3 separate regions of the Homo sapiens genome follow, and all the other regions are linked to region 1. A link is a contact called in ENCODE Hi-C or POLR2A ChIA-PET data. All regions are on one chromosome and are shown on one strand. The core of a region is the stretch at or near the end of the contact, and the rest is flanking DNA. Distances in the headings are between cores, read along the strand shown.

Evidence for each region. A loop is a pair of places that touch in the nucleus more often than their neighbours do. ChIA-PET counts read pairs that join two places held with the same protein, here RNA polymerase II (POLR2A). Pooled maps may share reads with other maps.
Region 2: a loop to region 1 is called in a map of CD4-positive, alpha-beta T cell, with 2.0 times the contacts of the local background. The contact joins two enhancer-like sites. A Hi-C loop is called at or near these places in 1 of 168 maps with a recorded cell type or tissue (CD4-positive, alpha-beta T cell) and 6 of 50 pooled maps. POLR2A ChIA-PET finds 5 or more read pairs at or near these places in 7 of 52 experiments (CD4-positive, alpha-beta memory T cell, GM12878, T-cell and 4 more).
Region 3: a map of CD4-positive, alpha-beta memory T cell shows a loop between it and region 1 (4-fold over the local background). The contact joins two enhancer-like sites. A Hi-C loop is called at or near these places in 2 of 168 maps with a recorded cell type or tissue (CD4-positive, alpha-beta memory T cell and naive thymus-derived CD4-positive, alpha-beta T cell) and 8 of 50 pooled maps. POLR2A ChIA-PET finds 5 or more read pairs at or near these places in 5 of 52 experiments (CD4-positive, alpha-beta T cell, CD4-positive, alpha-beta memory T cell, WTC11 and 2 more).

Annotation. Positions count from the first base shown.
Region 1 is chr1:203,326,019-203,330,011 of GRCh38, forward strand. No RefSeq gene overlaps it. Among named protein-coding and RNA genes, the nearest start is that of BTG2, 22 kb to the left of the region's middle. RefSeq lists enhancers at 1-209, 1,519-1,618, 1,819-2,008, 2,668-3,304. Within about 2 kb of position 1,958, at least 39 of the 41 ENCODE cell types and tissues checked have a DNase peak (open chromatin) inside an H3K27ac peak, as active enhancers do; they include CD4-positive, alpha-beta T cell, where a contact is called at or near this core.
Region 2 is chr1:203,672,589-203,676,581 of GRCh38, forward strand. All of the region lies in intron 1 of ATP2B4 (ATPase plasma membrane Ca2+ transporting 4), which reads left to right. Among named protein-coding and RNA genes, the nearest start is that of ATP2B4, 48 kb to the left of the region's middle. Within about 2 kb of position 1,728, at least 30 of the 41 ENCODE cell types and tissues checked have a DNase peak (open chromatin) inside an H3K27ac peak, as active enhancers do; they include CD4-positive, alpha-beta T cell, where a contact is called at or near this core.
Region 3 is chr1:203,605,459-203,609,451 of GRCh38, forward strand. No RefSeq gene overlaps it. Among named protein-coding and RNA genes, the nearest start is that of ATP2B4, 19 kb to the right of the region's middle. Within about 2 kb of position 1,918, at least 12 of the 41 ENCODE cell types and tissues checked have a DNase peak (open chromatin) inside an H3K27ac peak, as active enhancers do; they include CD4-positive, alpha-beta T cell, where a contact is called at or near this core.

The DNA of each region.
Region 1 (3,993 bases), core at 708-3,207:
TTCCTGTACCCCTTCCCACCATTCCCCATCTTCAAAGTTGGTGTCTGCCCTAAGCGAGATCCATTTTGAAAATATACAACAAAGCTGTGACGTTTGGGGGATGAATACTTCACTTTTCTCCGGCTCTGAGGCATGCTCCAGGCTGGGCCAGGGGATCAGGACTGTACTGATGGGAGGATTTTCTTGGCTCCATTTTTTTTTTTTTGCATAGTGGTGAAATTCACCTATAAAATTCAGCATTTTATCTGTTTTCATTTTATATGGTGAAGCCACACGGGGAATCTCTTGGGAGTCTGGAGAAGTCTTGGGAGTCCTAAGGACCTTAACTGAAGTCCTGCTCTTGGGGGGCATGTGGTGTTTCAAAAGGCAACCATTCTAGCCTTTTCCTTTGGCAATATAGCAGGAAAGTCCCCGTCTTCTAGAGCAAAGTCAGATGGGTTTCCCAGGTGGAAACAGACTACCTAGGTACAGCTAGCTCTGTGACAACAGGCAAGTTACCTAACTTCTCACTGCCTGTTTTTTCATCCTTAAAATAAGATAAAAGTAGTTCCTAGTCGGTATTGTTGGGAGGATTGATTTTTGTGAGGTGCTCAGAAGGGTACCCAGCTCTTAGAAAGTACACAATAAATGTGATTAAATATTATTATGGCCATTACTAGAACAGGAGGCATTCATCTAGGTTACACAATGGAAACTGAGATAAACAGGACTGGGGAATTGAGTATGAGGCCAAAGGAAAATGTGTGAGGGGTAGAAAATGTGTGAGGGGTAGATCTGCCTCTGCCCTTTCTCCCTTGTGTAACTGAGCTATGGTTGGAAAAGTGAGACCCTATCGTCCAGACCCTTGCTTTGTGGCGGTTTGGGCATTATTGTTACATGGGGAGAAGGTGTGCGATTTACGTCTCCTGCTTCCCGGGGCCCTTTTCATTCTCTCATTAGCACCTCCGGGCCTGCAAGGTCAGCTGGTCCCTTTTGGGGCACACACTGCAATACAGCACTGTCTTCAGTTCATAGTCTGTTCTGCCTCAGAAGTTAGGTGGATGATTTTTGCACCTTCTCACGTTTGCAAGTCCCTCTTCCTCAATATGCTTGGTGGTGAGGGTAAGGGGACAACGGTGATGCCTTTCCACCCGGGACCGTTGCGGCCAAGGCGATCCCACACGGGCTGCCTGGAGTCAGACCTGTCCAGCAAGGAAGCTTCGGGGAGGAGGGAGACAGCGCCGGCTGGGCGTGCAAAGGCAGGCAGGTGACCCTCCCTCCGTCCCGGATATGGGCCCTCGGCCGCTCACCCCCCAGCCACCCACCCACGTCCCTCAATCCCCACGAGCAGCTGACTGGGACCTGAAAGTGCCACCAGACGCCCTCACAAGTCTGCTTTCTTTGCTGGGAAACAGCAGCCGCGCCGCAGCCTCCGCCCGCTCTGGGGAAGCCCCACCTTGGCAACAAGCCGCTGATTGGCTGGCTCGGGGGCGGCGCGGGCCAATCCAAGCCCGCCCTGACGCCGCGGCGTTTGGCCGAGAACTATTAAGAAAAAAAAAAAAAGAAAAAAAGAAAGGTGGGGCCGGGCGCTAGGTGGCTTCCCAACGGAGTTGCTCCCCCGGCGGCTGTGGAGAATGGGGCCTTTCAGAGAAGGGGGAGGCGGGGAAGGGGCGAGGCGGGGCGGCCGTTGGGCTTGGGCCTTTTCGCCACCTGCCGCCGGAGCTCAGGTCCCTAAAACCTCGAAGGCGTCCCCGCTTCTCAGGTCCTCCTCGCAGCTTGAGCGACTGCAGGGCCCCGCCCGGCGCTTCTTGAGCAACTGGAGGTTCGGGGGTGAACCTCTGGCCCTTTCCCGTCCTCCCTCCAGAGTCCCTCAGGCTTTGGGCATTGATTTCCCCAAGTTCGGGCTCAGGCCCTCTTCCTTTTCTTCTCGTGCCTCTGCGTGCTTGCGCCCTCCTATGGGCGCAGTTACTTGAGCTCTGTCTGCCATCGCCAATCCGCCATCCTCTAAAACCAGATTAACCACCCCCTCCATTGTACTGTGGCCACGGGCGCCAGCCTCAGCCTCTAAGACAGCATACAGTTCCCCAGCACGTACATTGTAAACGTCGTTTAATGTATCTCGAGTGACGTTGTTCCCCCGCCCCAGGACACAGAAGCACACACACACCCACAAACTCAAAGAATTCGGCACAGTAGCATTGAGATTTAGACTGAAGAGACAGGTGACCACGATTCGACTCTAGCCTCTGCCACTTTCTGGCTGTGTTACTTTGAGCAGTTACTTAACCTCTCTGAGCCTCAATTTTCTCCTATGAAAAATACTAATGATAATAATGGCACTATCTCCTCTCATTATTGTGACAAAATGCCTGGCACATAATTGCCTAATAAATGGTGATATTATTTTAGGTATTAATAACAAAGGAATGAGCATTTCTTTCTCACATTTTACCTCAGCTCACAATTCTTGGTTTAGGTGCTGGGGATAGCACTAGATCCTAAGGACATTTAAAGTCCTATGAGTAAAGTAATTTAAGACTCAGAATAAAACTTGGTATGGTTTCAAGGCCCTGGGATGGGTCCTGCGTTTGGCTCCTAGATTTTTACTAAGGGAGAATTATCTTGGCAAGACTAGATTTCTCTTTTCTTCAAGGTCTTTTCTTCACATTTCCACCTCTCAAAAATTTTTAGAACAGCAGCAAGCAAGGACTTACAACTCCCTTTTTAATAGGATTTAACTTTCTCCTTTTGTTAGGTAGAACATTCCATAAATGTTCTCTCCATATATGCACATTGACACTTAGATGGGCTTGTTTGTTTTCCCCAAATCCCTTTCCTGAAGTCTTTTCGTGTCACCTGGAGACTCACCCCTTCTGCATTCTCTTGCCTGCCCCAAACATACCACATGCTGATACATCATACATTATCTTCAGTGGACGTGGAGACTGGTTGTTCAGTGCTCACAGACCCCTGGCGGCTGTCCAGTCCTATCACCTGCTGGGCTTGGTTGATGTTTCACATTGTTAAGAACAAAAGCAGTGATGCGTCTGGGGCATTTCAGTGACGCCTGACGGCGAGGTCAGGGAAGAGGGTAAGGAACACACAAAGATGGGATACAGTTCAATGGGGAGCCAGTAAGACTGGGGTTCTGGGGTTCAGTCTTGAGTCTGTGCCTTTAGGGAGACAAGTCAATTAAACGTGCTAGGTCCCAGTTACCCTGTCTTGTAAAGTAGGCTGTATCATACCTGTATCCTTACCGCATAGATGTGTCAGGGAAAGAAATGTCATAGAAGTGAAAGCACTTTATATTTTCTGGGTTAAAAAAAAGGTGTGGCGCCGGGCACGGTGGCTCACGCCCGTAATCCCAGCACTTTGGGGGCCGAGGCGGGCAGATCACGAGGTCAGGAGATCGAGACCATCCTGGCTAACACGGTGAAACCCCGTTTCTACTAAAAATACAAAAAATTGGCTGGGCGTGGCAGCGTGCGCCTGTAGTCCCAGCTACTCGGGAGGCTGAGGCAGGAGAATGGCGTGAACCCAGGAGGCGGATCTTGCAGTCAGCCAAGATCGCGCCACTGCACTCCAGCCTGGGTGACAGAGCGAGACTCCAACTCAAAAAAAAAAAAAAAAAAAAAAAAAAAGGTGTGTGTGTGGTAGGGGTGGGTGTGTAATGGGCTATTAAATCCATTTCATGCCACTCTTTTTATTGGGCCCCAAAGAATATGATTCCACAAGTGTCATTAAAAACTTAGGAATGCAGCTCTGTGTTAACTCTTGGGGAGTATTAGCAGGAATCATATGATATGATCCCTACCTTTAAAGAATTTACAATCTAACCATGTTGCTCAGCTAACACATGAAACATTGATGTGTGGCCCTACTGTGGTTTATAACAATGGTTCCTCAACCTATCCAGTTCTGTCCTGCAATAAAAGGATCATCTGGTGATGTGACAGTGGAGCCGATCAGCGGATGTGCCTCACCCCAACCAGCACAAGTGCTGGCCCCTTACCT
Region 2 (3,993 bases), core at 478-2,977, 350 kb after region 1:
GTTATGGAGGCGGTGAGCCTGGTGCTTCTTCTGGAACCGTGGGGGATGGCAGGGGAACGGCAGCCTGGGTTCCAGAGGCAACCAGGGGCAGTAATGTTTTGGGAGCCAAAGTGAGCAGCGAATGTCTTTTGTTTTTGTTTTCCCCTCATCTGTGTATGGGCCCCAGCATCGCTCATCTCCTGTGGAGATAGAAGACAGGGCTGGGAGGGGATTTGCTCCACTGGAACCTGAAAGGGGCCTGGGTGTCCCTCTGAACCTCACGAGGTGGCTTGTTTTAACTTTTCGAATAGACCTTGGCTTCTGTTGTAGCCTGTTGAGTGACATCCTCTCAAGTCTGTTTTCTCAAAGACTAAAAAAATGTGGGCTTTTTCAGGGCTCTGTCTGGGAAAGGGGGCTGCCCAGAGATAAATGGAAGCAGAGATCAGCAACCTGGAAGGACTAGCAGAGGGAGAGGGAAGAGTGAAGGAGACACATGGCAAGATCTTCCTGTGCCTTCCCATGTCAGCCTGGAGCTGAAGGGGTTCATGGGAATGCTTTGGAACCTCGCAACATTTTCAAAGTGTGGTCCCCAGACCAGATGCATCAGCTCACCCTGTTAAGGAACTTGTTAGGAGTGCACCTTCCCAGGCCCCACCTCCGTTCTTGTGCACCAGAAACTCAGGAGTTGGCAGGGAGGGGCCCAATAGGTTTGCCCCAGTTCTCCAGAGGATCCTAGTGCTCACTCTGGGTTTGAGAACCACAGCTCTAAAACATTACTCAAGTGCAAGGAAGCATGATCAGTTCGCTTTCCAAAGGCCTAGGCTGACTGAATGGATCCTGTCTGTGCAATATGTGAACAAGGAAGAATAAAACAGGCGCAGAGGGGTGGCAGGTTATTAGCGATCATTCCTGGCCACCTTTTTTAATAAGCACTGTCTTTTCAGCATGGAGCCCTCGCTGATTTGCCTGTGACTTCCAGGAAATAAGCCCAGAGAAGGCTGGAATAGGTAAAGCGGGGATGGGAGGTTCTCTGTACTCTGTACAGGTGAGACTGTCAGAGTGGAGAAAGGGAATGGGAGCAGCCAGGCCTGATGACCAGTATGGGACATGCTGACTAGTATCTGGGCCACACAGGAATGTTGTTTTAAGTCCTCTCCTGCTGAGCGTCTGGGGACAGAGCAGCTGCCCCTGGTGCTCCCTTTTGGTGGATGAGATGTGGCCTCCTCAGTCTGTGGCCAGGCAACTTCTTCCCCCTTGTCCTGAGGACTCCACCAGATCCTGAGGCCTGGGAACAACCAGGTCCCGACCCGGTAGCCCAGGGAGATGACCCCTCTCCATAAGCATGACATGATTCTGCTGAAATTCGTTTCTAAAAATAACCTAGGATCCGATCCAGCTGCTAAAAAGCCCCTTTGTTCCCTTGAAACCAAAATATGGAAAGCCACAGCAGCCCCAAGAAAGACAGTCTGTGTAGTCCAAGAGAGTGCATATACGAAATACTTGAATGCTGCTGCCGGAGGGCTGCGTCCTGTCTGTGGCCTAGAAGCTTCCTGCCGCAGCTCTGAGGAGTGAGTAGCAGTTATCGTTGCTAACCCTTATCCTGAGTGAACGGGGTCAGGAGAGGCTGCCAGTACCCCTTTTGTTAAACAGACCTTCCAGATGGCATTGTCACTTCCACCTGAAGGTGGCTCTTGTCCTCCTTAAACAACTGAAGGAAATGGTGAGCGCTGCTGTTTCATCCTCTACATTTTTTTGAGCTCTAGCTTGCTGTGAACACCCCTACCTCCACCCCATACATCCTCTGAGTCACTGGAGGACACAGAGGTGACCCAGGCCAGTGTGACTCACACAATTTGAAAGAGGTTGGCTTTCCCAAGGCTCTGGGCCTAAGGGACTGCCCTTTCTCATCTTGATAATTTTTTTTGAGATGGAGTTTTACTCTGTTACCCAGGCTGGAATGCAGTGGCACGATCTCAGCTCACTGCAACCTCTGCCTCCAAGGTTCAAGTGATTCTCCTGTCTCAGCCTTCTGTGCAGCTGGGATCACAGGCGTGCAACACCACACCTGGCTTTTTTTTTTTTTTTTTTTTTTTTTTTTTTTTTTTCTGAGATGGGGTCTCACTGTGTCTCCCAGGCTGGAGTGCAATGGCACAGTCTTGGCTCACTGCAACCTCCATCTCCCGGGTTCAAGCAACTCTTCTGCCTCAGCCTCCTGAGTAGCTGGGACTACAGGCACGTGCCACCACACCTGGCTAATTTTTTGTATTTTTAGTAGAGACGGGGTTTCACCATGTTAGCCAGGATGGAATTTTTATATTTTTAGTAGAGACGGGGTTTCGCCATGTTGGCCAGGCTGGTCTCAAACTCCTGACCTCAGGTGATCTGCCCACCTTGGCCTCCCAAAGTGCTGGGATTACAGGCATGAGCCACTGCGCCTGGCCTCATCTTAATAATACTGATGCCATTTCAAGATGGAGCCAGTGGCCAGGGGTCAGGGGGACAGCCGTGCCCTCCCAGGCACATTCCTGCTTCCTCCCACCACACTGTTTCCCTACCCATGCCCTGGAGCTTTCTGTCTTCATCTTGGTGGTTCTTAAAACCTGTGACATGGGTTGGATCTTAGCAGACCAGGTGATCAGGATCAGGCTGTCAACCTTGGGTCAATTCTTGGTATCGCTGTTTGGAGAAAGCTTTTGTCATCTATGGGTCCTACCTTCTCCCTGCCTTCTGAAGGCATCTGACCAGAACTGGTAAGTTTTGCCACCATTATCACTGCACAGCATATCCTAGACAACACAGCCACTCCAAGACTGAGAGGTATTTTATTTTTATTTTTTGGATCTCAGATCACCACAGATAATGTTCCAGTGAACATCCTTGCACATGCCCCCTCCAGGCCCTGGATGAGGATTTCTTTGGAAGATGTAGCCAGGACTAGATGACTGGGTCCACAGCATGCATAGATGTAGTTTGACCAAAAAGCACCAAGTGATTCTGGGGAGGAGGGATGAATTCTGGATTCCTGAGACCCAGGGGCTACGAGTGACACGTTTTCTCCGATTAGATGCTTTGACTCTAGTACTACCTTTTTTGGTGGAATTGAAGAAGGTGCTGTCAGAGTAGCAGACTTGGAGAGGGGGAAGTAAGTGAGGGAGGCCCGTGGATACCACCTCCTAACCAGGAAGTGGCGTTCTATCTTCAGAAAGAGAGAACTGAGCCTGCGAGTGACATCCTCTCAAGTCTGTTTTCTCAAAAACTAAAAGGATGTGGGCTTTCCTTGGGTCTCTGGGAAAGGGGGCTGTCCTGAGATGACTGGAAGCAGAGACTAGCAACCTGGAAGGACTATAGGGGGGAGAGGGAAGAGCAAAGGAGACATGAACCAGAACCCAGAACTTCAGGAAGGGAGTACCCCACCCCCAGGAGGCTAAGTTCTAGGGGCTAGCTGAAAATTAGCATCAGATTCCCTGACCAGGCCATGGTATACTATCCCATGGTGAGGCCAGAGGCCTGGCTTGGTGTGCCCGCCCTCACCTGGCTTCCTGGCTTGGGTGTGGCTGTCGGATGATGATGACAAGTGGTCCCACCCGCCACCTGAACTTTAGCCAACACCTGCTGCCTCTGACCTTGTTCCCATGCCTCCAAAGGGCCTCAGTAGGCTGAAGGAGGGCATGTGCTCTAGTCTGCTTCTGCAAACCAGTTGGCATTTAAGGAGCAATTAGGGCAGGGCAGACATGGGGAGGGGAGGAAGAACCCGGGATTGTGATGAGGATGGCTGCCAGACCTGAGGGATTGGAAGTGGCCAGGGTGAACTAGAATCTGGGTCATGGAAATAAGGAGCCTGTGATAAGGAGGCGGGCAGAACAGCCTCTGCCTGAGATTCACACCTCCGGAGAGAAGGGCTAGCCAGGGATGTTTTAGGCTAGGCAGCCTACCATGGTCAGGTTCTTGCCAGCTTTCTTGATAGGGCACTGTCCTTTGGAAGCGTAAGAGTGCCAGAGAGAAGGAGTAGAGCTT
Region 3 (3,993 bases), core at 668-3,167, 280 kb after region 1:
TCTCTCCCATTCCTTCCACCCACTGCTGTCATATTAATCTTCCCAAAATGCTGCTTTGGCCTCTCAGTTTCCTCTTGGACACCTTCAATGATGCTTTGTTGTCTAGAAGACAAAACAACATTTTGAAATCAAGCTGACCTGGTGCCAATCCTGGCCCTGCCACTGATGGGCAGGTTACTCCAACCTCTCTGAGCAACCAGTTTCTCAACTGCAAAATGAGGCCAATAGTACTGCTATCATGTTACTGTGATTAAACCTTAAGATACAGTTATATGCCACATAATGACATTTTGGTCACCAACACACTGCATATACGATTGTGGTCCCATAAAAACTATAATATCAGTCAGGAGTTCGAGACCAGCCTGGCCAACATGGCGAAACCCCATCTCTACTAAAAATACAAAAATTAGTTGGGCGTGGTGGCAGACACCTGTAATCCCAGCTACTCGGGAGGCTGAGGCAGGAGAATTTCTTCAACCTGGAAGGTGAAGGTTGCAATGAGCCTAGATCACGCCACTGCACTCCAGCCTGGGTGACAACAGTGAGACTTCATCTCAAAAAATAAATAAATAAATAAATAAATAAATAAATAAATTATAATACCATATTTTCATGGTACCTTGTCTATGTTTAGATATGTTTAGACACCAGTGTGTTATAATTGCCTATAGTACAATAACATGCTGTACAGGTTTATAGCCTAGGAGCAATAGGCTATACCATCCAGCTTAGGTGTGTAGTAGGCTACACCATCTAGGTTTGTGTGGGTATACCTATGATGTTTGCAAAACAATGAAATCACCTAACAATGCATTTCTCAGACTGTAGCTCTGTTTGTTAAGTGACTCAGGACTGTTTATGTAAGGCACGGTGCCTAGCTTGTAGAAATTACTCAGTATACGTTAGCTCTTTCCCTTTTCCTCTCCTCTTTTCTTTGGTATTACTTCCCTCCATGGTCTCCACAAGCAAGGGGCACGGTGTGAGCCTAATTGTACATCTACCCTGGGAATTCTGGAACCCTGATGCTGACAACCAATACATCACATTTACAAGGGCCAGGAGGGCACTGAGAAAAAGGTAAAGGCCTTTGGGATTGAGCATCAGGCTGCTGAAACATCAGGCTTGAGGCTTCAAGCAAAAAGGGAAGATGAAGGCTGCCCCCTGTACTGTGAGTGTGGCGAGGCCTGGGAAGGCAGAAAACACACCCTGAGATAAGAACACTGGTTCTTGATCTATAAGAAAGACATTGTGGGCCGGGCGCGGTGGCTCGTGCCTGTAATCCCAGCACTTTGGGAGGTCGAGGTGGGCGGATCACAAGGTCAGGAGATCAAGACCAGCCTGACCAATATGGAGAAACCCCGTCTCTACTAAAAATACAAAAATTAGCCTGGTGTGGTGGCATGTGCCTATAATCCCAGCTACTCGGGAGGCTGAGGCAGGAGAATCGCTTGAACCAGGGAGTCGGAGGTTGCAGTGAGCCGAGATCGCGCCACTGCACTCCAGCCTGGTGACAGAGTGAAACTCCATCTCAAAAAAAAGAAAGACCTTGTTAGATAACTTAGCTAGGCATGGTGCCAGGCACCTGTAATCCCAGCTACTCGGGAGGCTGAGGCAGGAGAATCATTTGAACCTGGGAGGTGAAGGTTGCAGTGAGCTGAGATCGCACCATTGCACTCCAGCCTGGGCAACAAGAGTGAAACTCCATCTCAAAAAAAAAACAAGAAAGACATTGTTAGATAGCATTGAGCATATCACTTAAATGGCCTTGGCTCACCCCCTGGGGAAATCATGTTCTTTCAAAGACACTATAAAACAAACAAACAAAAAAAGCAACAGTAGCTACAGAGTTCCTGCTCCAGCAACCAGGAGCCTTGAGGCAGCACAAGGACACCGGGGCGGGAGCGTGGCCCAAGAAGCAGAGACAGCAACAACAACAGGATGACTTCATTTACTGAGTTATCAAAAACCACAATGTCTGAAAACCACAATGTCTGCCAAGAAAGAGGATGAGTCACCAAGACCCACAGGAAAGAGGGGCTGGGGTGGGTTGGGGTGGGCAGCATGGCATGATGAGAAAAGCAAGTATTTTGACAGCACACAGATTCAAATCCTGACACATCTCTGAGGCCTTCAGCTCTCTGGGTCTCAGCTTCCTTTATCTTTAGTTTTTATTTATTTTTATTTCAAAAGAAATGAGATGGAGTCTTCTCTGTTGCCCAGGCGGGAGAGCAATGGTGCAATCTTGGCTCACTGCAACCTCTATCTCCTGGGTTCAATTGATTCTCCTGCCTCAGCCTCCCGATTAGCTGAGATTACAGGTGCATGCCAGCACACCGGCTAATTTTTGTATTTTCAGTAGAGATGGATTTTACCATTTCGGCCAGGCTAGTCTCGAACTCCTGACCTCAAGTGATCCACCCATCTGGGTCTCCCAAAGTGCTGAGATTACAGGTGTGAGACACCATGCCCAGCCCTCAGCTACCTTATCTTTAAAAATGGGAAAGAGCCAGGCACAGTGGCTCACATCTGTAATCCCAGCACTTTGGGAGGCCAAGGCAGGTGGATCACGTGAGGTCAGGAGTTCGAGACCAGCCTACGTGGTGAAACCCCATCTCTACTAAAACTACAAAAATTAGATGGGCGTGGTGTCATGTGTCTGTAGTCCCAGCTACTAGGGCAGCTGAGGCAGGAGAATCACTTGAACTTGGGAGGCAGAGGTTGCAGTGAGCCAAGATTGCCCCACTGCATTCCAGCCTGGGTGACAGAGGGAGACTCCATCTAAAAACAACAACAAAAAAAAAAACAGCAGGGGATGGGGGAGGTAGTAATAATAGTGCTTATTTCATGGGGTTGTTTTTTTTGTTTTGTTTTCTTTTGCTTTTTGAGACAGAGTCTCGCTCTGTCACCCAGGCTGGAGTGCAGAGGCACAATCTCGGCTCACTGCAAGCTCCACTTCCCGGGTTCACGCCATTCTCCTGCCTCAGCCTCCTGAGTAGCTGGGACTACAGGCGCCCGCCACCACGCCCAGCTAATTTTTTTGTATTTTTAGTAGAGACGGGGTTTCACTGTGTTAGCCAGGATGCTCTCAATCTCCTGACCTCGTGATCCATCCACCTCGGCCTCCCAAAGTGCTGGGATTACAGGCATGAGCCACCACGCCAGCCCAGGATTGTTTTAAGGATTTAGTGAGTCCTTTATCTGTATAAAGCACTTCAGCAACAAATGGTATTCACTATTTTGATATCCAAGTTCTTGATTTTCCCCAAAGTTGTTAAGAGTCACACTGTCATCTTCCACTGACCCCCAACAGAAACCCTTGGCTTCAATTTTGATATTCCTTGAGGGATGATTCCTCTAAAGCTCAGGCCTCCCTGCCTTGGTTCCAGCCGTTCCCTGGGAGGCCAGGCCTGCCTGGTCTAGATCCTGAAACCTTCAAGATCCACATCAACTCCTGATGGACTTTCTCTGACAATCCCAGTGTCCACTCATCTCACCACTCTGAACATACAGCATTTCTCTTCTGATCCACTCAACAACACATCACAGACCATTCTAGGACACTCCAGGCTAGAGTGCAATGGCGCGATCTCAGCTCACTGCAACCTCCACCTCCAGGGTTCAAGCGATTCTCCTGCCTCAGCCTCTCAAGTAGCATGCACCACCACACCCGGCTAATTTTGCATTTTTAGTAGGGACGGGGTTTCTCCATGTTGGTCAGGCTAGTCTCGAATTCCCGACCTCAGGTGATCCGCCCGCCTCAGCCTCCCAAAGTGCTGGGATTACAGGCCTGAGACACCACACCCGGCCCATGCCTTGCTTTAGTATGTCACTGGTTCATTCTTCATGTGTGTAAGTGTTTACATCCAACTATACCACAGCCTTTTTGTAACTCTTCCTGCAGCTGGTACAAAGCCAGTCACATACTTGAAGTTAAAGCTATTTGTGTTCTGAATAAACAAATGGACTTAGCTTAGTTAGTGCATTAGCCTA